Linked DNA regions of Homo sapiens: regions 2 and 3 are each linked to region 1. A link is a contact called in ENCODE Hi-C or POLR2A ChIA-PET data. All regions are on one chromosome and are shown on one strand. Each heading gives the region's core, a stretch centred on a gene start or an enhancer-like site at or near the end of the contact. The rest is flanking DNA. Distances are from core to core; before and after follow the strand shown.

The links. Hi-C counts contacts between places; a loop is a spot of excess contacts on that map. ChIA-PET counts read pairs that join two places held with the same protein, here RNA polymerase II (POLR2A). Pooled maps may share reads with other maps.
Region 2: a loop to region 1 is called in a map with no recorded cell type, with 6 times the contacts of the local background. The contact joins two enhancer-like sites. A Hi-C loop is called at or near these places in 6 of 168 maps with a recorded cell type or tissue (CD4-positive, alpha-beta T cell, CD4-positive, alpha-beta memory T cell, CD8-positive, alpha-beta T cell and 1 more), 15 of 37 single-sample maps with no recorded cell type and 17 of 50 pooled maps. POLR2A ChIA-PET finds 5 or more read pairs at or near these places in 2 of 52 experiments (CD4-positive, alpha-beta T cell and activated CD4-positive, alpha-beta T cell).
Region 3: a map of prostate gland shows a loop between it and region 1 (2.6-fold over the local background). The contact joins two enhancer-like sites. A Hi-C loop is called at or near these places in 5 of 168 maps with a recorded cell type or tissue (Caco-2, esophagus muscularis mucosa, naive thymus-derived CD4-positive, alpha-beta T cell and 2 more), 3 of 37 single-sample maps with no recorded cell type and 14 of 50 pooled maps.

Annotation. Positions count from the first base shown.
Region 1 is chr11:96,010,004-96,014,159 of GRCh38, forward strand. All of the region lies in intron 2 of MAML2 (mastermind like transcriptional coactivator 2), which reads right to left. Among named protein-coding and RNA genes, the nearest start is that of MTMR2, 88 kb to the left of the region's middle. RefSeq lists an enhancer at 2,034-2,637. Within about 2 kb of position 2,213, at least 17 of the 41 ENCODE cell types and tissues checked have a DNase peak (open chromatin) inside an H3K27ac peak, as active enhancers do; they include CD8-positive, alpha-beta T cell, where a contact is called at or near this core.
Region 2 is chr11:96,265,785-96,269,940 of GRCh38, forward strand. All of the region lies in intron 1 of MAML2 (mastermind like transcriptional coactivator 2), which reads right to left. Among named protein-coding and RNA genes, the nearest start is that of MIR1260B, 74 kb to the right of the region's middle. Within about 2 kb of position 2,012, at least 7 of the 41 ENCODE cell types and tissues checked have a DNase peak (open chromatin) inside an H3K27ac peak, as active enhancers do; they include CD8-positive, alpha-beta T cell, where a contact is called at or near this core.
Region 3 is chr11:95,847,129-95,851,284 of GRCh38, forward strand. It overlaps MTMR2 (myotubularin related protein 2), which reads right to left. Exons shown (of 15, transcript NM_016156.6): 8 at 3,472-3,621; 9 at 2,546-2,734; 10 at 586-771. Among named protein-coding and RNA genes, the nearest start is that of CEP57, 59 kb to the left of the region's middle. Within about 2 kb of position 2,108, at least 3 of the 41 ENCODE cell types and tissues checked have a DNase peak (open chromatin) inside an H3K27ac peak, as active enhancers do.

The sequences.
Region 1 (4,156 bases), core at 963-3,462:
CTGAATCAGGAACAATTTGGAGCTTCGGGAATGATCTACTTACTGCAAACTGTAATATGTCTTAAAAGACCAAACCAATTATAGTTATCATTATCATTATAAACCTTCTGCTTTCTATCTTAATTATATTACTCCATCATAACTTCAACAGATAGATACTGTGTTCAGAGAAAATTTACATTCTATATCCTAATTATATATGGATACATATTTAAACATAGAAGCAAGACTTTGAAAATTAAAGTGTTTACAAGTTATACACTGTGACTATTTCTAAGAAAACTGGATTACTATTTAGAGATTTATATAAAAAACTGATTTTCCTGTGTGGGAAGATTTAGAGCAAATCTACTAGAAGATACAGGGGCAGATTGGCCATTCCCCAGTCCCTTCCTACTTTTATATGTAGGGGACACTTAACAAGAGACAGGTCCTTGGGTTAGACAGAATCACTTCTGGGATCAAGTGGAACATTCATAGTTACCTGTAGACCAGGTAGGGGCATAGGATGCTGACAGAGGCTACATTTTAGATTTCTTGAGGTACAAACAGTCCCTACTCAACTTCCCTGATTACAATGTAGATGAGTTAAGAATAGTGGCGAATGAAAAAAGAGAGAACAATAGAGACACATAGTATTTTGAACCAAAAAGTTATATACAGATGTAAAACACAAGAAAAGTTGCTTCATGCAGACACATCAAAAAACTATAGCAGATTGCATTTGTTAGAAAGAGAGAGAAAGAGAGACAGAGAAATATTTTTGCCTGGGGATAGTAAGCATAATCTGAGAATATCACTAACAGTTTTAGTTGTTCTATATTAGTACTTTCATATAAGTATATATTTTAAAAGTAATTTCATGATGATGCAATTATGTTTAGAAGAAATTCAGAGTTTTATAAGGTCACTTTAATCCAGAAAAATATTCTTTAAAGTTTAAAAATACTGTTTTTTTCCTCCTTTAAAATGTTCCATTGATATTTTATTGCAGTAAAATATTCAAAAATGGTTATGCTTACTATTTCTCATCAGTCAGAATGGCTCTTATTAAAAAGTCAAAATATAATACATGTTGATGAGGTTGCAGAGAAAAGGGAATGCTTATGCACTGCTGGTGGGAATTGTAGTTCAGCCACTGTGGAAAGCAGTTTGGAGATTTCTCAAGGAACTAAAAATAGAACTACCATTTGACCCAGCAATTCTATTACTGAGTATCTACCTTAAAGGAAAATAAGTCATTCTACCAAAAAGCCACCTGCACTTATATGTTCATTGCAACACTGTTTACAAAAGCAAAGACATGGAACCAACCAAGGTATCTACCAATGTTGAATTAGTAAGAAAATATGGTACATATACACCATGAAATACTACATAGCCATAAAAAAGAATTAAATCACGTCCTTTTGTAGCAACATGGATGCAGCTGGAGGCCATTCTTGTAAGTGAATGAACACAGAAAGAAAAACCAAATACCATATGTTCTCACTTATAAGTGAGAGCTAAACATTGAGTACACATGGACATAAAGCTGGGAACAACAGACACTGGGGACTCCAAAAGGGGGAGGGTGGGAGAGAGGCTGGGGCAGACAAAGTACCCATTGGGTACTATGTTCACTATTTGGGTGACGGGATCAATAGAAGCCCAAACCTCATCATCATGCAATATAACCATGGAGCAAATCTGCACATGTACCCCTTGAATCTAAAAACAAGCAAACAAAAAAATGGTTATATAAAAGTCTGCAAGCTGTAATCAATGACAGAATAAATGGAATTTTTTTTCTTAGCCTTTAGGAAAATGCCAAGACATATTCCCACCTCTCACATGAGTTGGTGGTTTAAGAATTTGGTTTGCAAAACACAATTTAATATTTTATTTATAGAAGTCAAGAGAAATGGTAACAATTTAAAATTTTGATTCTTGAATATCTGTGCTTGTTAAAAAGAAAAGGTGTGTGGGTGTGTTGAAGGGTTTTTATTCCATTACTACCATAAAATCTACTTTTATTTACGTCTTTTAGAATCAAACTTTTAAAACATTTGCTAAAATTTCATAAATCTCATATGCCAAAATTCAGCTGAGCCAAACTCTTAGTTACCTGTTCTCCGTTTTTGAGCTGCAGTAGCATTTGGTAAACAGAATGCCCAGAACCTCCTCTGAAAGCACCACTAGCAGGCACTGTGAGAGCATTTTCATTCAAGTTCATTCGACTTGGGCAAAAAGAGAACAGCGGCTTACATCAACTGAGGATCAGTGAACACAATCTCATAGCAACAGACACCAAAACAGTCCCTCATTACAAGCCTTGTCCAACAATCAAGTCTTTAACGAGAACAAAGGTTGACAGTGATTAATCATTAAGCGGTTCCCTGTTCCTTGCTGCACGTGTTCACAGCAGCCTCCTACAGAGGCAGTCTGGCATATTTCCTGTCTCTGTGCTCCACTGTGCCATGTCTGAAGGGACGCCCAGGCAGCCTTCTCACTATTTTAATTTCAAATGCTACAAACATCTACAGAGTCTCTATGTGCACATGTCTTGACTTTTATTCTGAGCCTGGCAGACTCTGAATGGATATAGGGAGTATGAACATAATAAGCCGTTAACTCCACATCTGCTTACTAGATTATGTTCAAAGACAGTATAAGAAATTGATTAAACACTGTTTTCTAGAATAAACCTTTGAAATCTGTTTGTTTCCTTAAGCAACACAATGATAAGTTGCTATAATTTAGTTGTGCAGTGAACAGAAGATACCTTCACTACTGTTTCTACATAAAAATAGCTTCTGTGTTGTCAAAGCACCATGCTTTGACAAGCAACAAAAACATTTTCAGAAACCTCTTTCAAATAATTCTGTTTCACAAGGCAACAGAATTATAAAGTCAACTAATGCTGCCACCATTTTATTCAATGTTCCCTTTTCCTGTGTCTTTTTTATGACCTGTCTGGGCATTATCTATCTTAGTTGGTCATGCAATAGCATATGTATTCACCTTAACAGACTAACTTGGAGGGTTTTTATTTTCTCTCTTTCAACATGTACATTTCACTGATGACCATGTTGCCTGTAAACTGCTAGGAGCTCAGGTGAAAAGAGAGAGTTATGAGATACAGATTTCTGAGAGGTGAGGGGCAAGGGTTAATTGAAATTTTTAAAATGATCAAGGGAAGTAGGTTATGTATCAACAAACATATTGTTTTTCCAATAACAAATGTCACATTTAAGAACAACAAAATGAGATAACCCTAAGCATTCTTTGTATCTATTCACTTCTCTCTTCAAAGTAATCAGAATTAAGTAATGTGAGGTCTCCAGTAGCTCATGTAGTAGATTATAACTAGTCCATCTACAATATAAAAGCTAAAGTATAAAATCCAACCACAAAGTGATACAGGACTGCTAGGAAGGGAAGAGTGTGGTCCCTTTAAATGACATGGAATGGGGGAAGCAAAGTACTGGGTAGAGAAAGGCAGGTCCCTGGCAAGGGCTCCACTCCAACGACCTAGGTGAGGACAGGCACTTCCTGCCCAAATGTTGCATTTCCCAAGACCACCTGGGCCTGCCACAACCCCATCCTGGGCCTATAAAAACCCCAGACCCTAGCAGTAGACACAAAGGCAGCCAGACGTCGAGAGGAGCACACTGGCAGAGGAGCACACGCACAAGCACTGGCGCCTGCAGGCCGTCAGCAGGACACTGGCGGGACGAGGTGGGGCTGTTGGAGGAGAGCCAGGGCCACCGAGCAGCCCACCTCCAGGGAAAGAGCATCTTCCTTCTGGTTCCTCCATCTGCTGAGAGCTACTTCCACTAAATAAAACTTTGCATTCTTTCTTCAAGCCCACGTGTGATCTGATTCTTCCTGTACACCAAGGCAGGAACCCAGGATACAGAAAGCCCTCTGTCCTTGTGATAAGGAAGGGGATCTAATTGAGCTGGTTAACACAAGCCACCTATAGACAGCAAACTAAGAGAGCACGCTGTAACACATGCCCACTGGGGCTTCAGGAGCCGTAAACATTCACCCCTAGACATGGCCGTGGGGTCGCAGCCCCACAGCCTGCCTGTATGTATGCTCCCTTAGAGGTTTGATCAGCGGGGCACTGATGAAGCGAGCCACTTCCCCATCTCACACCCTGCGAGGGGGA
Region 2 (4,156 bases), core at 762-3,261, 260 kb after region 1:
GCGCTCGGCCCCCAAGCGGCCCAACTTATGGGGAAAATCATCTCCCTTATGGCTCCCCCATCTGCTGAGAGCTTCTTCCACTCAATAAAACCTTGCACTCATTCTCCAAGCCCACGTGTGATCTGATTCTTCCACTACACCAAAGCAAGCACCCCAGGATACAGAAAGCCCTCTGTCTTTGCCACAAGGTAGAGGGTGTAATTAAGCTAGTTAACACAAGCTGCCTTTGGATGGCTACACTAAAAGAGCACCCTGTAACACATGCCTACTGGGGCTTCAAAAGCTGTAAACATTCACCCCTAGACACTGCCCTGGTGTTGGAGCCCCACAGCCTGCCCGTATGTATGCTCCCTTAGAGGCCTGAGCAGCAGGGCACTGAAGAAACGAGCCACTTCCCCATCGTACACCCTGCGAGGGGGACAAAGGAACTTTTCCCATTTCACCTCCTCTGTCAGTACCAAGCTGGTCTGTATGAGGACGGCAGTCTTTGAAAAACAACATATTGGCCAGGCGTGGTGGCTCACACCTGTAATCCCAGCACTTCGGGAGGTCGAGGTGGACAGATCACGAGGTCAGGAGATTGAGACCATCCTGGCTAACACGGTAAAACCCCATCTCTACTAAAAATACAAAAAAATTAGCTGGGCGTGGTGGTGGGCACCTGTAGTCCCAGCTACTCGGGAGGCTGAGGCAGGAGAATGACATGAACCCAGGAGGCGGAGCTTGCAGTGAGCCGAGATGGCACCACTGCACTCCACCCTGGGCAACAGAGTGAGACTCCGTCTCAAAAAAAAAAAAAGAAAAACAACATATTGGTGCGATTCTGAGCTTCACTGACAAAGTGAAATTGACTACCTCTCTAACTGATTAACTATATCTCAATTTCAAATACTGACCACAAAGGTAGAATCTAATTATGAACTGACATATTAAGACCTAGGTGCTTAAATGGTAGGATGTACTTATTCTAGGCTTCCTGTGCTATGACAGGCTTTTACTCTTATGTGGTTAGGTATGTTTCCAGGGACATGCCTCGGTGAATATCACACATGGAAATGTGGTTAATAATGAGCCCCTTCTGTGATGGAATTATTATTCAAGGTATATAAATTTAGAAATACGTGAGGCTTAATAAAACATAACGTTATTGAGAAGTAAATCTCCCATTGAGCAAATCATACATTATTTCACATAATAGGTCCACAGATATTTTTAAGAGAGTGAATGAAAGGCCATGTAGCCTGCTGAGGAACAGTATGTCCCTAATGTATAGTTTTATATATGTGTAAAACCTAGGAGAAAATAAAGCAGATTTCCTTGCAGAGGTAGCAAAATTGTCAGCTACTTGGACTTTCAGGGAAAATACACAGTATTTGAAGAAAACAATAGTGGAGTCAGTGCCAAGCTGATGAGTAAAGTACAGAAACACATTATAATGGAGATGAGCTGGTTTAAATAAGCCCTAAGACAATCAAAAAATTATGTCTCCACTAAACAAAATTTCTATCCCACATATTAAGACTGTGACACAAATAGACAAAAGAGAGGAAATACATGATTATAGATGCTTAATTCGGCCAACACAAACACAGCATATCCATTTCAACACTGTGTGGAATTATTCAGCTTCTAGCTAGGGGAAAAAAGAAAAAAAGCATCAGGAAAAACAAAAACAAAAACAAAATCAAAATCCTTTCCTACAGTTCCCTCAAGGCAACCAGAAAGTGAAACTTAATTAAACAAGTGAAATGTAATTACCTAATGCTTACCGCACATGGTGCTGATTTTCACTTCACATTCTAGGTTCATTATTAACGGGCTGGTGCTGCCCAGAGGTAGGAATAAAAATTCTATGTAGGGGTAACCATTGGCAGGGAGCAAGAGAAGGAAAGTGCTACCTGTTCTGACCTCCCTACAGGGGCTCAATTCCTCCAGTCACTAGTTTCAGCTAGTCACACTTCAGGCTGAGACTGTGAGTAGAGTCTAATTATGGGAGGGCTGTCCCTCAAGCATGGTGGGAGGTAACCCCACTCTCTGGAGGAAGCTGAATCTGAATCTGGGGTTTTTTACACCTCTCAGGACCTCACTGTGATTGCTCACTCAGCCCACTTGCTATTTTCATGCACTGTTTAGAACAACTCAGCAGTTTCTTTTATAGGAAGAGGCATTTGACATAAGGCACCTGTTGAAACAATTTGAAATGTGATTTCATCATGACTCTGGAAACATGGAGATGGCTTTCTTTTGTTGACAGGTACATACATTCAGAACCAGAAGGATGCCATCTCTGCTCTCTATGATTTCATTTTATTATGAAGTTTGATGCTATAATGGTATTTGGATATCTTTATTTAACTTTGTATTTCCCTTTCTACCATAGCATCTTTAAGCATACATCTTAAAAAGTAGGCTGGGTGCACTGACTCATACCTGTAATCCCAGCACTTTGGAAGGCTGAGGAGGGAGAGTCACTTGAGTCCAGGAGTTCGAGAGCAGCCTGGGCAACATAGCAAGACCCTGGTCTTGACAAAAAATAAAATAAAAATTTCAAAATTAGCCAGGTATGGTGGTGTACTCCTGTAGTCCTAGCTACTCCAGAGGCTGAAGTGAGAGGATGGCTTGAGCCCAGGAGTTTGAGGTTACAGTGAGTTATGATCACACCACTCCAGCCTGGTGAGAGAGGGAGACCCTGTCTCAAAGCAAAAAAGTAAGTAAATATTTTTCCTACCTATGTGGCTTCCAAGGAACAAACATTTGAAAAATCAAAAACCCTACTTACAAGGAAAATTGGTATATGATATGGTTTGGCTGTGTCCCCACCCAAATTGCATCTTGAATTGTAGTTCCCCTAATTCCTATCTGTCATGGGAGGGACCCAGTGGGAGGTAATTGAATCATAGGGGTGAGTCTTTCCCATGCTGTTCTCGTGATAGTTAATAAGTCTCACGAGATCTGATGGTTTTATAAAGGGGAGTTCCCCTGCACACGATCTGTTGTCTGCCGCCATGTAAGATGTGACTTTGCTCCTCATTTGCCTTCTGCCATAACTGTAAGGCCTCCCTCACTATGCAGAACTGTGAGTCAATTAAAACTCTTTCCTTTATAAATTACCCAGTCTTAAGTATGTCTTTATTGGCAGCAAGAGAAGAGATTAATACAGTATATACATCAAGCAAACACTAAATTGCTCGAATAAATGCATATTTGGATTAGAATAAATCTCTAAAACTGAGAAACATACTCAGAAAGTTATGAAACAATATAATGTTGGCATCATAATCCACTTCATTCATATACCATGGAAATGACTTGGTTATTTTTATTGGAACTGCTAGAGGGAATCAAATATGCACAGACTTTTGAGAAATTTCAAGTTGCCTGTTATTGAAGATGATTAAGACGGATGACTTCATGGTGGGCATACTGCATCAGGTAAGGGATTGAACTAGGTTTCCTCTTAGCTCTTTTCCAAAGTGTCTATGGTTCTGTGAATCTGGTGAGATTTCTATGGTAGAAAGTCACATGAATCATCATTGTAGGTTTATGCTTCAGCTCTCCATTCAGCCTAAATAGCTATTGTATGTTATGTTCCTGAGAAGGTATTAACATGGTTGTTACTGAAGGGACCAAGGCTATTTCCTTCTGTTTCCTTCCACTCACTTTGGCATGTCCTAGTAAGTATATATATAATCCATTAAAAACCTCTTTTTGCTTTATTTTTTGAGGTACATTCTTTTTATTTTGGGGGGAAATGTCTTGCTCTGTTGCCCAGCCCAGAGTGCAGTGGCACAATCTCAGCTCACCGCAACCTCTGCCTCCTGGGTTCAAGTGATTCTATGCCTCAGCCTCCTGAGTAGCTGGGATTACAGGTCCATGCCACTATACTCAGCTAAGTTTTGTATTTTTTATAGAGATGGGGTTTCACCATGTTGGCCAGGCTGACCTCAAACTCCTGACGTCAAGCGATCTACATGCCTTGGCCTCCCAAAGTGTTGGGTTTACAGGTGTGAGCCTCCATGCCCAGCCTTGAGGTGCATTCTTCATTTGGCTTCCAGGTTGTTCTCCTTCCTCACTTACCACTCCTTCTAGTACCCTCTGGGAGTTTCTATCCCCTTGACCTCTAAACGTTGGGAGCCCCAGAGCTCAGAAACCTCTC
Region 3 (4,156 bases), core at 858-3,357, 160 kb before region 1:
CGAATGACTTAGCACTCAGTGTGGCTCATGCAACCACTCCACCTCATTTCCCTGATCAGAATGGTTTTAACTTCACAAATCAACTAATATTTATTGGGTACCTATTCACACGGATAGTGCTGCCCTAGCTCCTGAGAGGACAAAAAAATATATGTAGGATTTATCCAGTCTTGGTCTCCATAAATTAGCAATATACGTTGGTTGACACACAAAAGCAAACAAAGTACACGCTAGTTCCTGATTAGATGGAAAGACAGGGTAAAGAGTTCAGAGAAAATGGAAAAGGATGCAATCTGGGAAGACCTTATGGAAGAAATGAAATATGAACTGGAATCTGAAGGATGGTTCGAATTCAGATAGGATGGGAGGGGGAACAAAAGAAATACAACATAACCAAATGCACAATATAAAAAACCAATTCATTCAAACATTAAAATTCACTAGTAGTTCCAAGTATCAAAGCATTTACCCATTTTTCATTGTTTAGAAAGGTACCTTCATGTTGATTGCAATTATAAGTAAAAAGCTAATATAAACAAAGGGGTAGAGAGAGTCTTTGTTTGGGATATAGTAACACACACCCACCTTAATATGTTCTAGCCAATGAGTAGATTCCAAGTTAGACAACCAGTGGGTTTCCTCAATGTTGGGGTACACAATCTCCTTAAGTTTTCGTAATGATTCTCTCATAACATGAATATTGTGGATATCCAGGAAAACTAGTTCAGCATTTTGATAGGCATCTTCACTTTCATAACCTCCACCCTTTGCCTGGAAAAAAGCACACATCATGGAAAATCATAAATGAATGCACATCTGTAAACAAGTGACATAAAATATCCAATAGCATAAAAGATGATACATATTACTGGAGACAAGGAAAACTCCACAGGAAAATGTGGATGGCTCAGGACAACTTATTTAGCACAACCACTCGCTTTCTTGTGTTCTTCTTTACAAAATGAATATATACGTAGTCTGACTTGCCCATATGGCCATTATTAAAATTAAATATGAAACACATAGGAAGGTATTTAAACACTGTAAAGCACTAAATTTTCCCAGCCCATACGCCAAGTCCTACCCAAACATAAGTTCTTACAGATGACTTCCTTTCATATATACTGAAATTACCAGACTGTAAGTTTCATGTGCTGAGACCACATGTCTGGTTCACCTATGCTTCTTCACCTCCCTGCCTCTTCACCTCATTTTAATCTTCATATCTGAGAAATAAACTCTTTGCAATCAAAATGACCTGCTTCTTTTTTAACCACATAATTCTCTTTAAATAAAAAGACAGAACAAGGATAAAAGCACAGAATGCTATCATCATCAATGTTCTCAAAGACTTAAATCTACATCTACAAAATAGAATGAGAAAATATTTGGTGTTCAAAATAAGCTATGGCTAGAAAGAAGAACCTTATTTTTCTGGACTTAATCTTTTTATATTTCATGAATAAAATATTCTATCTCCTACCTAACTCGTGTAAAATTATACTTCTTAGAGCCCTAATAGAAACAAATTAGGAAAATACTGGAGCAGTAAATTATACAAAATTAAGTGATTATATGACCCACACCTTTGAAACAACAAAACCACCAACTCATAACCAGCAACAAACTACTGAAAGAACAGAAGTTCAGCTTCCTTTCTGACACTGAGAGTCTGGGAAATCGTTTGGCACAATTATAGAATTTACAGTATTTCAAGGGATACCTGTTAAAGATTACTTCTGAAGAGTGGGAATAAGACAGGAACTTTCAATTCAAATTTGTTGCAACATTCTAGAAAGACAGCAGTGGTAACAACTATACAGAACCTGTCACCGAAACACATAGAATAAAAATGCCCTGGATTCAGGTAGTGGCATGGTTGTACAACTTTGTGAATATACTAAAAGCACTGAAATGTACACTTGAAAAGATGAGCGCTTTTCAGTAATGGTACCTGCTGCTGTAGTTATGTCTTCTCTCTCCTTCCCTCCTCCTATAGATTTGGTCAACTGAACCAAAATTTCAATTTCCACAATGCTAATATTTATTCTGCTGGAACAATCAGCTACAGCTAACTGCCAATTCTTCAGTCTGAATAACTTGTTCAGGTGGAGGACGGTCAGAAGAGGGCACCACTAGTCACCGAGAACACTAGTTCGCTATTCCTAGAGCAGTACTATACAGGGACTTCAGTGAGTCATAAGCTCAGTTAGTTGTCAACTTTGGAGAAGTGGGAAGCTAAGAATAACTGAACACCTAGTTATTATGTAAGTAAGCAAAAGTTTATGCATTATTTTTTATTAAATGATTTTTGCTCCCAAAACAACACTGTTAACTATTATTATTCTCATTTTTACCAATAAACAAATTGAGGTCTAAAGAGGTTAAATAACTAACTCAAAATCACACCATCAAGTTGAAGAGCCAAGACAAGAACCTATATGTTTACCACTGTAGAGCCTGAGCTCTTTTTACTACACTGTGGCCCTGCCAAACTCAGCTGATTCATGAAACCATAATTATAATTACTAAGAGACCATCTGACCTTGTTGGCAACAGCATTAACACTTGGCCGGGCATCAAATATAAAGATTTTGTGAGACTGGGCATTGGAATCCATGATAGCTTGAAGGTATTTTTCATCTTCTTTGCTTCGCTTTCCACTCACTCCAACCATGGGCTGGCTACACCGAGTGATTGTGGCTTGACTTTCAGGATGAATCCATGATAAAACCTTAATGAGGAAAAAATGGTAACACACCTTTTACATACTTCTCTGTTTATAATTCTCAAAAACAGTACTCAGTAAAGCTCTGCTTTCTAATTGGATCCAAAGCCTGGCCATGAAAGGACATCTGAGGCTGCTAAGAAAAATCATCACCTTTCCTTCAAGCCAATTCTGGGATGTGGAAAACTTGGTCTAATTCTTTAGTCAGATACTGATTTAGGAAAGTATTTGATTATTGGGAAATGTTATCTCCTGAAAAAAATACTGTGAAACAGGGCTAAGTAAACCCCACTTAATATATTAGTAAAACTGCTCAGTTCTAAAAGCCTTTAGAATCTATGAATTTTGTACCTAAAATTATTTAAGCTCATCTTTCTAAGATCCAGTTATAAATCTGTAAGGTGTTCTTTCTAGGACTTAAAAAAAAAAAAGAACATTTATCATCATGACTAAAGAATATACAATAAGATAAATAAATAGTGACTAATACACACAGCAAACTTTTTCAGTGAAGAATCATGCAATTCTGTGCAGTTATCTAATACCCATATCACACTCTCTGGAAGCCTCTTTAAGTCTTTCTTCCAGTTTTAACTTTACTAAATAAATCAATCTCCAATATCCCCATGAAAGACCTGCTGCTGTAGCTATTTATATCCTGAATCCATTCTCCTACTCATTAATCTCAGCATTATGTTGAGTAAAAAAGCACTTGCAAAGGCTCATCCAAACTTCCTACTTACTGGGATACGGCCTCTTGATCTGAAGGATGCCACTCTCTTTAATTCTTCATCAGGAATATTTGCTGGCACAACCAGGAGGGCAGGGTATGTATCACAAAGTTCATATCGTTCATTTATCTTTGTTATTCTCCAGCTTTCATTTGGAATTCCCTACATGTGAAATGAAACATAAGACAAATTACTATATAACTAAAATATTAAACGACACCAGGACAGAAGCCATCCTGTTCAATCTCTCTGACCTCTACTATCCATCTCCTAAAGTGTTGGGATAGTTGTTGTCAGCCTGTGGTATCAGGCTTTCAGGATTAGATATTCTAATGTAGGGATACGTATTCATTTGTGGAACCCAATTTGATGTTAATATAACAGACATTAATTCACTAAATATTCAGTGTGGACCTGTGCTAAGCATATTCAGGAGGTGGAAGGAAACAGTAAGACTTCAAATATTCCTTTTTTTTTTTTTTTTTTTTTTTTTGAGACAGAGTCTCACTCTGTCGCCCAGGCTGGAGTGCAATGGTGCGATCTCAGCGCACTGCAACCTCCGCCTCCTGGGTTCAAGTGAATCTCCTGCCTCAACCTCCTGAGTAGCTGGGACTACAGCCGTACGCCACCATGCTGGGCTAATTTTTGTATTTTTTAGTAGAGACGGGGTTGGCCAGGATGGTTTCAATCTCCTGAC